Linked DNA regions of Mus musculus: region 2 is linked to region 1. A link is a contact called in ENCODE Hi-C or POLR2A ChIA-PET data. All regions are on one chromosome and are shown on one strand. Each heading gives the region's core, a stretch centred on a gene start or an enhancer-like site at or near the end of the contact. The rest is flanking DNA. Distances are from core to core; before and after follow the strand shown.

Evidence for each region. Hi-C counts contacts between places; a loop is a spot of excess contacts on that map. ChIA-PET counts read pairs that join two places held with the same protein, here RNA polymerase II (POLR2A).
Region 2: a map of v-Abl transformed pro-B cells shows a loop between it and region 1 (2.1-fold over the local background). The contact joins the promoter of Ppp1r15b here to the enhancer-like site in region 1. A Hi-C loop is called at or near these places in 1 of 37 maps with a recorded cell type or tissue (v-Abl transformed pro-B cells). POLR2A ChIA-PET finds 5 or more read pairs at or near these places in 2 of 5 experiments (both embryonic stem cell).

Annotation. Positions count from the first base shown.
Region 1 is chr1:133,080,978-133,088,153 of GRCm38, reverse strand. Pik3c2b (phosphatidylinositol-4-phosphate 3-kinase catalytic subunit type 2 beta) reads right to left here. Exons shown (of 33, transcript NM_001099276.2): 12 at 7,071-7,176; 13 at 3,169-3,336; 14 at 2,542-2,653; 15 at 1,075-1,217. Among named protein-coding and RNA genes, the nearest start is that of Gm51647, 9.1 kb to the left of the region's middle. Within about 2 kb of position 2,601, at least 2 of the 3 ENCODE cell types and tissues checked have a DNase peak (open chromatin) inside an H3K27ac peak, as active enhancers do.
Region 2 is chr1:133,126,705-133,133,880 of GRCm38, reverse strand. Ppp1r15b (protein phosphatase 1, regulatory subunit 15B) reads right to left here and starts at 2,715. Exons shown (of 2, transcript NM_133819.3): 1 at 266-2,715. The coding sequence starts at 2,134.

The sequences.
Region 1 (7,176 bases), core at 1,352-3,851:
ACACAGAACTGCTGTTCCGAGGGAACTGACCCACACGCTACCATTCAGTGGCTTCCCAACGTCACCACACATTATTACAGAAGGGGTTGGTAACTTCTGGCGACTAGCTCCCACACCAATGCCAGTTGAGTCAGAATGTCTACAGAAACTAAACATTTGGGTTTTTTTTTTTTTTAATGATCACAGATGATTGCAGGTTTGGAGAACAGGATCCACATCTCACCTCTGACCCAATCTCAGGGACATTTCTCAGACTGAGGTCAACAATACCAGACCAGGGGATGGCCCGATGGTACTACTTCCAAGTAGAGCCACTAGAGGGCAGTAGGCAACACCTGTCAGGGTTTGGTCAACTGTGAGGCCTCTTGGGATCTCTCTTCGCTTTACAGGGTCTGTAGCTAATTGGGACTCGCCTGAGATCAGGTGTCTAATGGAAGACTGGAGCTGAGGGCTAATGAAATGAGGGGTGAGGAGTGGGCTGGGGGGCAGGGAGGTCTGCCTCGCTTGTTCCCTGACCCAGCATATGAACAGGGCTCTGCTGGGCCCAGAGAGGTGGCTAGGAAGATCAAGAGCCCTGACTCTCCTTACTCACCCCTCCCTCTCCAGTCCTGGTAGACACAGCAGCTCCAAGGATGAGATCAGCCTGGACTCCTTAACTCCTGAGAGCTGCCAGCTTGTCAAGACACCTGATCCTTTTTGGAATGTGACAAGGCCAGAAAAATGCAAAAGGCCTTTGGTGTGGAGGAAGGGGCAGGAGGAAGTGAGAGCAGGGAAGCCAGCTGCCCCACCAGAACCAGGGGGTGTATCTGGGGTGGTGGCAGGTCAGTCACTAGTGCGGCACCGGACTTTCTGGGATCCTATCTCCTAACCTGCTCTATGCACTTTCCCTAGTGTCAACTAAAGAAAGTCTGGAGGCTGCCACCATTGTCAAGTGGTCGCAATGACTCTTTGAATGACCACTTCCAGTCCTCAAGCACAAATGGTACAGCCTAGATGCTGGGAGGTAAGAGGTCAGGCAGACACAGACAGACAGCGGGAAGCCTGCGATATATAGGGAGGTGTCCTGGGCCTCACCAGTATAGGGACTCCTTCTGCGTAATGTCTTTAAGTTTGCGCTGGTCCTCCTCCCGGAGACTGCCAAACTCATAGCGGGGGCTGAACTTGTCTCCAGGGGGGCTGGTGAACTTGATGTCAAAGGCCGAGCTGGGGAAGTCAATCTTGGGATAGGATCAGAGACGCAGACGCAGCAAGGAGGAAGGAGGCAGTGTGAGTGAAGGTACTTCCTGGGTCCCGGCTGTTCTCTCACAGGCTTCTGCTCCTGCCTCTAGCCTCCCCTTCCCTGAAGTAAAATAACCCTGATGTCTGTGGTGATCCCCAAAATCCCAGCTGTAACTTTCAGCAAAAATTGAAAGGCAACCATAAGAAGCCTAGTGTGGTGGGTCACGCCAATAATCCTAGTACTCGGAAAGACTGAGGCAGGAGCATCGCTGCAAATTTGAGGTCAGCCCAATCTACACAGTAAGTTCCAGGCCAGTCAGCAATCATAGATAGAGAGGCCCTGTTTCATCCAAATCTTCCCCTCAAAAAAAAAAAAAAAAAAAAGGAAACATGGGCTGGGTTAACTCTCTGAGAGTTTAAGGCTAGTCTGGACTACAAAGCAAGTTCCAAGACAGCCAGGACTGTTACACAGAGAAACCCTGTCTCAAAAAACAAACAAACAAACAAACAAACAAACAAACAAAGAAACCAAAACAAAACAAAAAAACCCCAAAACGAATCAAAAATGAACAATGGGGAAGGTAGGGAAAGGCTGAGTTGAGATGCTTAAGGAAGACAGGATAGGCCCCACTTCAAAACCCTGAACGGCATTGACAGGGCAAGCCACTGAGAGTACCCAGGCTGAAGCTGGGGACCTCCTTGTGTGGTCCCAGAGGCATCCTAGCCTGTCTGGATCTGGTAGCACACAGTGAGTGAAGGCTCTATTAACTCTAGGGCCTGTGATCATCTGCTCTGAGCCACCAAAACATACATCCTCCTAAAGTGGGCATCAGAGCTGAACAATCCGGTTCGGTTCTCTAAGGGGCTCTGCTCTCTCACTCAGCACCTGACCCGTACCGGGCAGAGCCAAAGGTAAAACCATCTGCTAATGGAGTTGTATTCTGGATCTTTCTTCTTCACTGTCTGTTGGTTTTGCCACCCCCTATTCCACACCACAGCATCTCATGGGCTCGAGAAATGGGAATCACAACCAGGATTGAGGCAGCTTCTCTCCCACCCTCCCTCCAAAGAGAACATGTCCCTTGAGTGACTAGTGGGAACACTTTCCCTTGAGCCCTAAGAGAAGGGAGCGCCCAGCTGGATCTGACCTAGAAACATGAGGTCTCAAAGCAAGGGGAGCCATGGGTGGAGAAGGCCTCAGACCTAACTTTAGAGGATGCTGTGAAATTGAGGGAGGGGGATGTCTTCGACTCATGCTCTCCCATTTACTGAGATGCTTGGCCACATCTCATCCCATGCCCAGAGTTCCTAGCTGGGTCTCACCTGCAGGATAACACTGTCTGGCTGGTGGAAATTAGGCGCACTCCAGCGGGCACCGGAGTTTTCCTGTGTCGCTGGCCACAAGCCCAGGAGCTTTCGACCACAGGTCAAGACTCTAAGGCAGAAGGAGGGTAAGATGAGCCAACAAGCGGTGCCTACGCTGGGGGTTTCTCTCCTGCTCTCTTGTCCCCAAACCTTTTCTAGTTGAAGCTTCTCCCCCACTCCTGTCCCTTGGATTATCCCCAGAGGCCACAGGTCTTACTTCAAGCTCTAGGAGGGCTCCCATGGCAGAAAGCCTCTCTGAGCTTGCCACTCAGGTGACCCTTTGGCAGGGGTGTCTCCGTGCCTGGGTAGATGACCTCTGAAGTCCTTCTGATACAGGACCCCGTGACTTGTTACAGGGATAGTGTTTTCCCACGCCCCTCCCCCACCTGCCAGGTTACATCAATAGTCCGGGTCACCAGCTCTGTGCATTGACTTCTCTACAGGGATGGGGACCTCTGGGCTTCACAGTGAGCGCCATGTGGCCAACCCTTCTCAGGGAGTACCGAGTATAACTACCAGGCTTTATCTCCATCCCCCTTGCTCCCTTCCAAGGCTAGAAGCTGTTCCCCTGGCGCTCACACGTACTGCCTGAAGTTGAAGAGAGGGGTAGTGACCCAACCCAGAGCTTCAGGCACCCGCTTCTGCTTATTCGCTTCAGAGGAACCCCCAGGAGGGGGAACGGGCAGGGCATAGAGTGTGGCACACAGCAGAGTCTCCCGAGGTAGCCTGTTCACCTGCACTGGAAAGCAGATCCTAGGAAACAAGGGGATCAAAGTCAACAGCCTTGGGGGGGGGGGCTGGGGGCGGGGGGTGTAAAGTACAAGCAGAGAAGCAGCCTTCCACTCGGGTGTCACATATGTCCCAAGGCATGCCTCCCAAGGGACCAGGACAAGTCTCAAGAGCCTCTCTAGGAAGAAGCACCAGGTTCTCTGTCCCACCTTTCCTAGCCCCAGGGACCCCCCAAAACAGAGTCATGGGAAAAAAGAGAAGGGGCTTTTCAGAGAAGAGTGAGAAAGGAAACAGGCCAGGCCAAGACACGCATAAGCAGCATAAGCAGCGCTCAAGGCCAGATGTTCTTCACGGTCCGCCCTGACGGGGCCACACCCAGCCACACCCTCTGAGTTCAGGGTAAGGAGATTTGGGTGTGGGGAGGTGGAGAGAGCTGAGGGGCTGGGGAAAAGAGAGCCAGGGCCCACCCTGTTACCTTTCCGGGAAGCTGTCCCTGGGCCAAAGTCCACACTGCCACACCCTCCTGGCTGGCCCTAGGCCCGACTGCTGCTACACCCAAAGGGCACAGAGGCAGGGCCGCCACCCCCAAGGTCAGAGGTCACAGATAAGGCAGCCTCCCTCTTCACTGCCCCTCACTCCTGGGGAAAGTCTCCACTCAAAGAAGGCACTCAGCAGCCGCAGACTGGCACAATCCGGCTCTGCCCCAGCTGCTTCTACCCTGGGGGCCCCACAGCTATAATTAGGGCCCCTTCAGCAGCCAGGGGATATGCCAGGCTGGGTCTGGCCGGAGGTGACAGAGCATGGCTGCTGGGCCTATTTTGAGAGCAAGCTGATCCCATGTCCATCCAACTACAGTGGGAGGGAGAAGCAGCTGACCCCACAGCCAGGGAGAGGAAGTTGGTCTGGTCATCCAACAAGAGGAAGAGCTGACCCGTGGTATGGCCGTAATCCCAGCTCTTGGGAGGCTGAGGCAGGAGGACGGCTGGGATTTCAAGGTCAATTTAAGTCTGCATGAGTATGAGACCTTGCCGTGGGAAGGAGAGAAGGAAGGAAGGAAGGAAGGAAGGAAGGAAGGAAGGAAGGAAGGAAGGAAGGAAAGAAAGAAGGAAGGGGCAAACTGCCTTACTGAAACCATAATACAGAGAAGCAGGCAAGGCCTCCCCTTCCTCAGGTCCCAGTGTATCTGGGATTCCAATATGACCTTTCTAACCCTATGCCTCGGCTTGGTCAAAGGAACCACTACTTCTCCTGAAGAGCTGAGTCTTCTGGCCTAAGAAATTCTCCTCTCGGTGAGCCCTTCTCCAACACTATAGCACTGGGGCTACTGGGGTTGTGAGGTGCTGGGTGGGGCTCCTGCTTGGCCACTCACAATCTTGAGCATCTGAACTGACAGCTCCGCCCTTGGCACGCTCACCAGGAGAAGAGCAGCCTATATAGTTTGGGTTCTTTCTGCTGTGTGATATTAGTTATTACTCTGGACCTGGCTGATGTGACATAGATAGCATTTTCACACAAATATCCCCCTGGGCATTAGTCACTGCCAGCCACCTGGAACAGAGAAACAGGAACTGAGACGGTCAGAGCTTAGATGATGAGGACAGAAAAGGAGAGTGCATTTGCTTACCAAGCAGTAGATGGTGGACCAGGTTTGGTCTCTTTCCCTTTCTCAGTCTATCGCTCCCTCTCTCTGTCTCTCTTGTCTTATCTCATTATTTCACTTAGGCTGGTCTTGAACTCGTAACAATCCTCTGGCTTTAGTGTTTTAAGTGCTGGAGTACAGGTGTGGCACCCCATGCTCAGCTATCCAAAGTACTTTCCTATTTATTGGTTTGTTTCATCTTTGCGCCACTCATGAATCTAGGCAAACTCTCTACCACTGAGCAAGTTGTTTTCTTAGTGTCCTAACAACTCTGCCAAATCTTGGAGAGCACTCCTAGAACTGCCTCCATTGCAGGCTGTCTGTCATCTACTGAGGATGGCTGGCTCAAAGTTGAGTCCAGACCTTCAGCATGTCATGCCTTTTCCCACATGCCTTGGCCTTCATTAAGAAGGACTAAGAGGCTTGTGTGGCGGTGCAGGCCTTTAATCTCAGCACATGGGAGGCAGAGGCAGGTGGATCTCTGTGAGTTCACGGCCAGCTTAGTCTACAGAGTGAGTTCCAGGACAGCCAAGGCTACATAGAGAAACCACCTCCCACAGGGCCTGGTCCTGCGTAACAAGGTAGAGATCTTGACCCTAGCATGGAAGGACACCCACGTGGGAGGCTGGGCTGTGTCCATACCTCATACTCTGTCAGGGACCAGGTCCAGTGCTTAGTGAGGATAAGAGTCTCAATGGAGACTCTTGACTTTGGTATTCCAAACTGAACCCAGGTCTCACTACGTCGTCCAATCTGCCCTCAGGTTCACAGCCATTCTGCCCCAGCTTCCTGGTATTACAGGCCTCGCTTGCTTCTCAGGAGCCCCTTCATGCCATTACCTTGTCTGCAGGGTGTCGGGGCGTTCTAGTGTTTGTTAGCAAAAGCTGTACTTCATTACTGCTCTAAGAATGACCTAAGTGTGAAAACAGGCTATGCCTTCCCTCTAGTACCTTTATAAGACAATCTACCCAGACCCTTCAACTACTTATTTGAGAATCCTCCATCTCCCCGTGGACATTCTTCTGTCCCTGCCACCTGCATTCCACCCACTTACGTTGCATTTGCTGCTCTGTAAAGGGGGACTCAGACATAGTAGCCTGGAGAAGTGAAGGGGGGGAAGGGGGCACAGCAAGCAGGCACAGCAAGCAAGGGGCTTTCTGGCTGTCGGGAGGGTAAATAAGGTCCAACACAGACAAGCACTGGGGGACAAACCTGCAATCCCACCCTTGCGGTCCCCTTACCCCTCATTTCTCTCCTTCCTGAGATCACATTATTGTTAATAAACGGTACTTCATGCCATCTTGTGATGGTGGTTACTGTATTCATAACCTGCCTCAAGGTTAAGCAGGTGCTCTCAAGTCTCAATTTGAGAAGCTGAGGCCCCGACAAGTTAGAGAGAGCATGGGATTACCAAGAGAGCCAAGAAACAGAGCCTTATTCCTTGGCTCCATGCCTGTGCTTCCTTTCCTAGACAACCATCCCTGCTTTATCCATAATGGACAACTCAAGAGCCACCCCCACCCCCCATCCTTTTTGTAGGCATTGAGATGGGATCTCCTGATAGGCCTAGAACTTGCTATGTAGCCCAGTGTGGCCTCAAAACTACAGCCATCTGCCTCTGTCCCACTGAGTGCTAAGATTCTAGATTTGGTTTAATGCTGTTCTAGGGCTGGAATCCAGTGCCTTGCATATGCCAGTCAAGCACTCCAAGCTGTATCTTAGCCCCTTCTAAGAGAATGTTGAGAGAAAGGGAAGTAATAAAAAAAAAAAAATCTGAAGACCAGTTAAATGCTGTAAGAGAGGCAAGAGAAAAACAAGAAAGGTATTTTTAAAAACAGCAAGTAATATTTACATGACCCATTATAGAGTATAAAGAAGTTTTATGGGTACTTCCGGTTGGGTGTTCCTAATAACTTGAAAGGTAGAGATGGCGGCATGTTTGTCCCCAGGTAAGAGTCAGGAAATGACTCGGGAAGCTGGAGGATCTATCTGGATAAGGAGAGTTATGGAACCTGATTTGACCCAGGCTTGTGCTCAGTCTGACTGTCTACTGCTCCAGGGCATCCCTGAAGGAAGCAGGTTAGCTGCAGCCATCCTGGAGCTGAGAGAGAGGGCTTACTGCTGGTCCCAGATGATGAGGTGGAACAGGTACTTGGAGAAGTGAGCCCGCCGGGTCTGCAGGGGGCTGCAAAGTTCCTTGCCACCGTGGCTGAGGGAGCAGGAGA
Region 2 (7,176 bases), core at 1,466-3,965, 46 kb before region 1:
CATGCAAAACCATTTCTAACTTTCAGGTTCCACCAACCAAAATGACACCCCTGCTAACATCTAATACTGGCACCTTTCATTTGGAGAAGAACATTTCTCTATATTGGGAAGAAGGATCACACTGGAGTATTTCTCAATTCAAGAACACCAGCTCAGATGCCTTCCTCAAAAATGTGCACAACTGTGCCTCCAGAGGCAAAGTCATGCTGCTATAGTAACCATATCAAAATAGAGCAAGTTATTAGTCATGTAAAAGGGAACAAACCTTTTTTCTCTTGATATGGGTGTATCTTTCTCCAGCAAGAGCCTCACCCAGCCCACAGCCTGGACAATTATCTTCTTGGCTCTCTAACAGCTGGGCCTTACAAGAAAGTAAGGTATGATGGCCAGAGAAGGCCACTGTAGCCTCAGAAGAGGCCTTTGAGTCCTGACGGCCTTTCCAATTCTTCCCTGACGGTTGAAAAGGAGCCTTAAAATTTAAAAGGTTGTAGGGGTCCTCAGAATGACAGAAAGAGTTCCACAATTTAAGATTCTCTGCTTCATCTGCACTCGGTTCCCAGTCATCTTCCTCCCCGGAACTATGGTCGGGGGTCTCCGGAAGGGGTCCCTCCTGACAGCTCCCTACACCACAGCTGCCAGACCAGGATGTCCCTGAATCTGATGGGTCTCTGGGGGCAATTCTGGCAGCCGTCTGAATCGTGGCTGTAAAGTTTTGGGGGTTGTAAGGATCTACACTGTGGAAAGAGTTCCAAAGGTGAAGGCCTTCCGAGTCCTGTTCCACGTCTGATTCAGACAGGGAGCCATCGCTATCAAAGCCATCGTCCTCAGGTTCCTCGCCCCAATCCTCACTTTCAGAATCAGAGCTGGCTTCCAAGTCACTGGGGGCGCCTCCCAAAATATAATCTATCAGTTTGTTGCTACAAACTGGTCTGGTAGAAACAGGAAGGCTCTCTCCTCTATCTGAGAGGTCAGTTGCATTAGTGTGGTCCTCTTCACATTCTTTTTCCACGGGTAATTCACAAAACAGACTGCTTCCCTGGGGGCTCTGTGAAACTTCTTGAATCACCAATTCTGGTTTTTTCTCAGTGGGCTCCGGCCTGTCTGCAGCAGGGGACACCGCCTGTGCTGGGTTATCTGTGCAATGTTGTGGGTCCATCCGGAGAAGGTTATGTTCCTCCTCCAGGCTATGATAGCCATTATCTTGGTCAGGGGTGGGTAACTCTTGCCCTTTGTTAGCCTGGAGGAATTCTAGCCGTTTCATACGAAGGTGGTGGATTTCCGGCAGGCCTTCTGTAGAGAGAGGCGGACACCTTCTCCAGGCGGTTGCCGACATCTCTGCCCGCAACGGCTGAGGGTGACAACCATCTTCAGAAAGATAGCAGCTCTCTGGGGTTAGTGTTCGGAAACCCACAAACTGGCCACCTCCAGCGCTGCTCTGACAGCGCAGCCCTAACTGGGGAAGGTAGTCCAGGTAGGAAGGGTTCAGGAGATAGGAAACTACCTTGAAATTACCTAAGCTCTGAACGCTCAGAGGCCCAGAGGATGAAGAGTCAAGTTCTCGGTGGGAGACTAGACCAGCTTGAAGGCTACTGGGCAGCAACTCCACTCCCCACAGCTGCTGCTCCAGGAGGAAAGTGGGCGCTGCAGAGTCTAAAGCTCTTTCCTGGGCCTTGAGTTTTAACTCCAGGTCTGAGGACGAGCACTGCCACTGGAGTCCCTCCTCTAGCCAATCAAGAGAACTGACAACCAAGTCTTCCGAAGAGTCCAGCCGCAGTGAACTCAGAGACTTCTGCACCGTGGGAGCGGCAGATTCCTCCCGTCCTCTCAAAGCTCTCAGGGCGCTGTAACTTGCGGCAAAATCTAGCCATCTGGTAGGAATCAGGCCCCCGAAAAGCTGGCTCCAAAGCAGCAGCTTCTGGAATAGGCTAGGGAGCAGGGCAAGGAGCTGAGAAAGCAATTTGGTCCAGTACCTGGTCCGACGCTCGGGCAGAGCGGAGTTCCCGGGATTTTGTCGAGAGGAAGGCGGCGGGAACTCCGAAGAGCAGGCGTGCGATCGCCGAAGGAAGGGCAGCCGGAACCAGGAGCCCAGCCGAGGGCCAGGCCGCTTCCGGGCCCTGTGCGTTCCTGTCTCCATCTCCTTTCCTTGGCGGCTTCTCAGACAGGAGGAGGACAGAGCTCAGCGGCGTCAGCGCAGGCTGGATCCGAGGTCTACACAGTCTCCGCCTTGCCCAGCCACGGAGTGGGTACTGCAGTCCGATTCCCGCGCCGGCAGAGGAGGCCCAGAGAGCGGCGGCTTCCGCAACGAGTGCTGCACCGGACGGCCCAGAGGCCCGCGCAAGCGGTGGCGACCGCGGTTAGGTCCATCCCGGCTAGGGAAGGAGACGTCCTAGGCCGTGTGAGATCGCTCCACCATAGAGAAGACCCTCCCTCGCGCGGCGGCGACGGAGACGACGGCGGCGTTTCCGGTGGCCCGCACGGAGGCGCGAAACGCCAAGGCGGAAAGGGTGGCTGGGTGGCAGGCGAGGGCGCAAAGAAGCGAAGCTCAAAATGGCCGCAGCCGCACACCCGGAAGCTGCAGGGCGAGACGGAGGACCGAGGGCGTCTACTCCCTACCGCCCAGCGGCGCCTCACGTCATTCGCCGAACCCCCACCCTTGCCTCCCGAGAGGCGGACTTGCCTCACCCTCGTGCGTGGCCTCTGATTGGCCGCGTCTGTGGTCCCTGTCGGCTTCCTTACTCGGGGTAGAGCGGGGCTCGCACGCGGCGAGTTGCATCAGCCGGACCTAGGATGTACGCTTGCGCAGTCAGTTCATTCTGGTCTCCTAGGAGACTCCGCGCCCCACCCTCTAGGTCAAAGGGAATGGCTGGGGAGGTGAGTGGGTTTCAAGAGAACCCGAGAATTCTCCCGAGCCCTTTTTTATGGATCCGATTGCTAGGCAAATTATCCGCTTATCTGACACGTGTATCGGTCTTCTCCTATTAAGGGCGTAGGAAGACTGGAGTGAAACGATGTAGGCAGTGCTGTATAACCAACTCGCCTGGTGCTAAGACACACATCATCCCTAGTGAATCATAGTGAAACTGAATCACTCACACATTCCTGTCCCCTCTGCTTTAGGATTTCTAAGTCTCTAGCATTGCCTGTGATCTAATTTGGACATCTTTCAGGGTCCATTTGACAAAATACCCCTCAGAAAGAAAAACGCGGTGTTACTAGCAAGCTGAAGTCACAGGTGGGAAGATAACTGTTAACTAACTCAGAAACAGCGCGTTCAATTCACTTATTTCCTCAGTAACAAGAGCCACAGAGTAGAGCATCCGGCGAAGGATAACACATTGGTGACTTTTGTCCTCTGAAAAATATTGGCTGATTAATTTTAATTACTGTAATAAGGGGAGGATTTTGTTTGTTTGAAACAGATTTTACTATGAAGCTCAGGCTGGCCTCAAACTAACCACAATCTTTCTGCCTCGGCCTTCCAACCAAGTACTGGCTGATTTATCTCTTACTAGTTTGGTTTCTTTCTTCCTTTTTTATTTTTATTTTTTTCTTTTCTTACTTATCTATTTATTTGTTTATTTGAGGCCGGGTCTCTCTACAGAGCCCTGACTGTTTGGAACTGGCGATGTAGACCAGGCTGGCCTTGAACTTATTAGTTCTGTCTCTTCCTCTCCAGCAAAGAGATTAAAGGCATGCACCACCATGCCTGGTCTTTAGTTCACTTTCTTATTCTCATTTTAATCCACAATGCAAAGACCAAGTGGCTATCACAGAGCGTAGTGGTTACACTAAGGAGGAGAATCTTGCTGCCCTGGGGGAGGGTCAGCTGATCCTCATGACTTGTTGAGCAAGGAACAAGCTCTTTCTTCCCTGAAACCAAGAGTTTTTACTGTTTACGCCCCCACAACATCTTATTACTTGTGTCTGGCAGTAACTGGTTTCTTAATCCTAAAAGCTTTAGGAAAACGTAATTAGCAATGAGTCGTTTTTTTCATAGTAGCAGGAGGTCCGAGTATGCAAATAAGTTACTTCGGGCTTCAGTTCCTTTTGGGGTGAAGCCGAGAGGATCATCTAACCGCTGGGTGAGGGGCTGTATCCCCAGGCAGAGAGGGTAGGAACACAAACACTAGCTAATATTCTGCTCTCGTTCTTCTTTACAATCCTCCATTGTTTACCACTGCCTACAAAATAAAGAAAGGCTCTGTTCAGCCTGCGCTGCCCGAATGCTCTCCAGCCTTCGCTTCTGCGGCTCCTCCTCTGGAGCACAGGACTTGTCCTTCCTCCGAGCGTTAGAGGAAAGACCTCACCTTTTCTTGTGGTGTATACCTACTTACACTCCCAGTTTCAACTTGAAGGTCAAGGTCTGCTTGAGGCCTCAATGGCCCTACGGGTCAGAATCTGTTGCTCCTTTTCAAGGCTGATTCACGCCTTTTAGTGGCGTTTAACAATTTGCACCAGCCCTTCCTGTAAATGTACCCTCCAGTCCAGGCAGTAATGAAAGAACTGTACCAACGTTTCAATTTCCCAATGAGGAGGAACTGTTCTCTGTAGAAAGTTCCCCTAAGTTGGTTTTTAAATGACACATTAGAATCTCTGTGCGATTCCTTTTTAATTGTTTGTTTCGTTAGTTCAGAATTTCTTCCATTTGTGTAATATGTTTTTATCGTGTTCTCTTCCTGTGATCCTGAGCAGGTAATTATCGCTCAAGTCATGGTTCCAGTGCCTTTTTTGTCTCTTGTTTTTGCCTTGTTCTGAGACTCTGACCTCAGGTCTCATGCTAGTACCCCAAGCTCTTTCCCCACCTCCTCAACCCCTAGGTCAGAATGTCTTAAAAATTCTCCACAGTCTCTTTTCACCAAGACAGTTTTATGTGATCACAGGTAATGGTATACAAGACAAACATTTACTGATAATGACTCATAAATTTAGTTTAAAACAATTTTATATACCTATAGTTATACCATTTATTAAAGGCATAAGTAAATTTGTATACTAGTAAAATGAAGGGCTAGAAAGACAGCTCAGCAGTTAAAAGCACTGGATGCTCTTTTAGAGAACCTGGGTTCAATTCCCAACACCCACAGATTTACTCACAGCTGTCTGTAACTCCAGTTCCAGGGGATCCAAGGCCTTCTGGCCTCCTCTAGCATACATATGGTGGACAGTCATGCATGCAGACAAAACAAAACAAAACAAATACATATTATAAAATAAAAGAAAAACCTAATAAATGGATGTGACAAAATTTACATATGCTTGGCTAAATGTTTAATACTGTAAGATCCACAAGATTGTCTATTTATGAGTTTATTTATTTTTTTAGAGAAGCTTAAAGAGAATAAATTTATACATAAATACCGCAAGGATTAGCACACTTCATCTGATGAGATAAGTTTCTTTCCTAGTTAAGTAAATGATGGCAGGTGATTGATATTTTATAATCACCAATGCTTGGAAAGTCCTTCACATAAATACAGTAGAACAAAATGGCTGCAGTATGGCTAGGGGCTATTCCAGAAATTCTGTCTTGGTTCTAGGTCATAACGCATGACTTAGATGACTTGCTCCTTTGTTTGTTTGTCTATCATGGAACTCACTCTGTAGGCCAGGCTGGCCTCAGATTCACAAGGATTCTCCTGCCTCTGCCTCCACAGTGCTGGGATCAAAGGCGTGTACCGCCAAGCCCAGCCTCAATCAGTGACTTTTAGATTATACTTACATGGGTATTTTAAGTATATACTGTGTGAACTCAAACCATAGTGCACATGTGAAGGGCACGGGACAAAGTCTGTGAGACTTTGGCTCTCTCCGTTTACCAAGCGGGTCCTGGCTGCTAAACTCAGGTCATCAGGCTTGTAACAAGTTCTAGGCCATTTTCCTAGCCCCACCCCTCTTTTTAAAGACAACATAAAATGAGGATATATATATATATACCTCCCGAACTCCCAGGGACTAAACCACCGACCAGTTCAGAGGAATGCCAGGGAGGTGAGGTAGGAGTGGGTGAGCAGGTAGAAGAGCACCCTCCTAGAAGCAGGGGGGAGGGAGGAGGAGATCGAGGGTTTGCGGAGGGAAAACCGGAAGGGGGACAACATTTAATATGTAAATAAATAAAATAACCAATAATAAAATAAAATAAACACAAGTATCTATTCCCTGTGCTGTTTTCATTGTAATTTTTTATTCTTCTTATCTTGGAAGTTATTCTGGGAGGAACATGCATCCAGAAAGCACTTAAAGGCTGCGAAAATTTGAGGTTTTTTTCTGGCAGTCTTGGTGGGAAGAGAAAGGTGAATCAGCCTTCCGGCCAGAGGTCAGAGGTCAGAGGGCAGCTCTATGCACAGAGATAAGCACCTTAGCGTCGTGCTAGCAGCTGAAGACAAGTCGTCCTTGGACTGACAGACTGACTGGCACTTTGGCAGAAGACAACTAAAGCCTAGTTCATTGTATTTAAGATGTTGCCAGGCCTCGGCTAAAAGGCACACGGCATTTGATTGCGTTTTCCAAATCTTCCTTATTCCGCACATCTCACTGTTCAGGCCTCATGTCCCAACTTTCCCACTCACTTGCCCCTGATTTAGCTCTTCTGTGTGTTTTGTTGTTATTTAGCTTTTGTTTAAAAAGTGACTTACTTATTTTATGTGCATTGGTATTTTGCCTGCATGTGTTTTGAATCCCCTGCAACTGGAGTTACAGACAGTTGTGAGCTGCCATGTGGGTGCTGAGAATTGAACTTCTTCTTGAAATGCAGCCATTGCTCTTAAGCTCTAAGCCATCTCGCTATCCCCTGTTGTTTAGTTTTTATTTTTATTTTTAAAGATTTATTTATTTATCTTATGTGAACGAGTACACTGTAGCTATACAGATGGTTTCGAGCCATCATGTGGTTGCTGGGATATGAACTCAGGTCCTTTGGAAGAGCAGTAAAGTGCTCTTAACTGCTGAGCCATCTCTCTAGCCCAGTTTTTTAATTTTTTAAGACTGAGTCTCACAAAGTAGCCCAGGCACTTTGGACTCATCCATCTCCCTGCTTCAGCCTCCAAGTGCTGCGATTACAAAAGTGTGCCCCCATGACAGATGCTGTTCACCCACTTAACCTCTCAGAGAAGGGGAGGGGGACCACAGGCATTCCTTTAATTTATTCTATTGTGACCCATTGCCTGGTACCATAGTGAG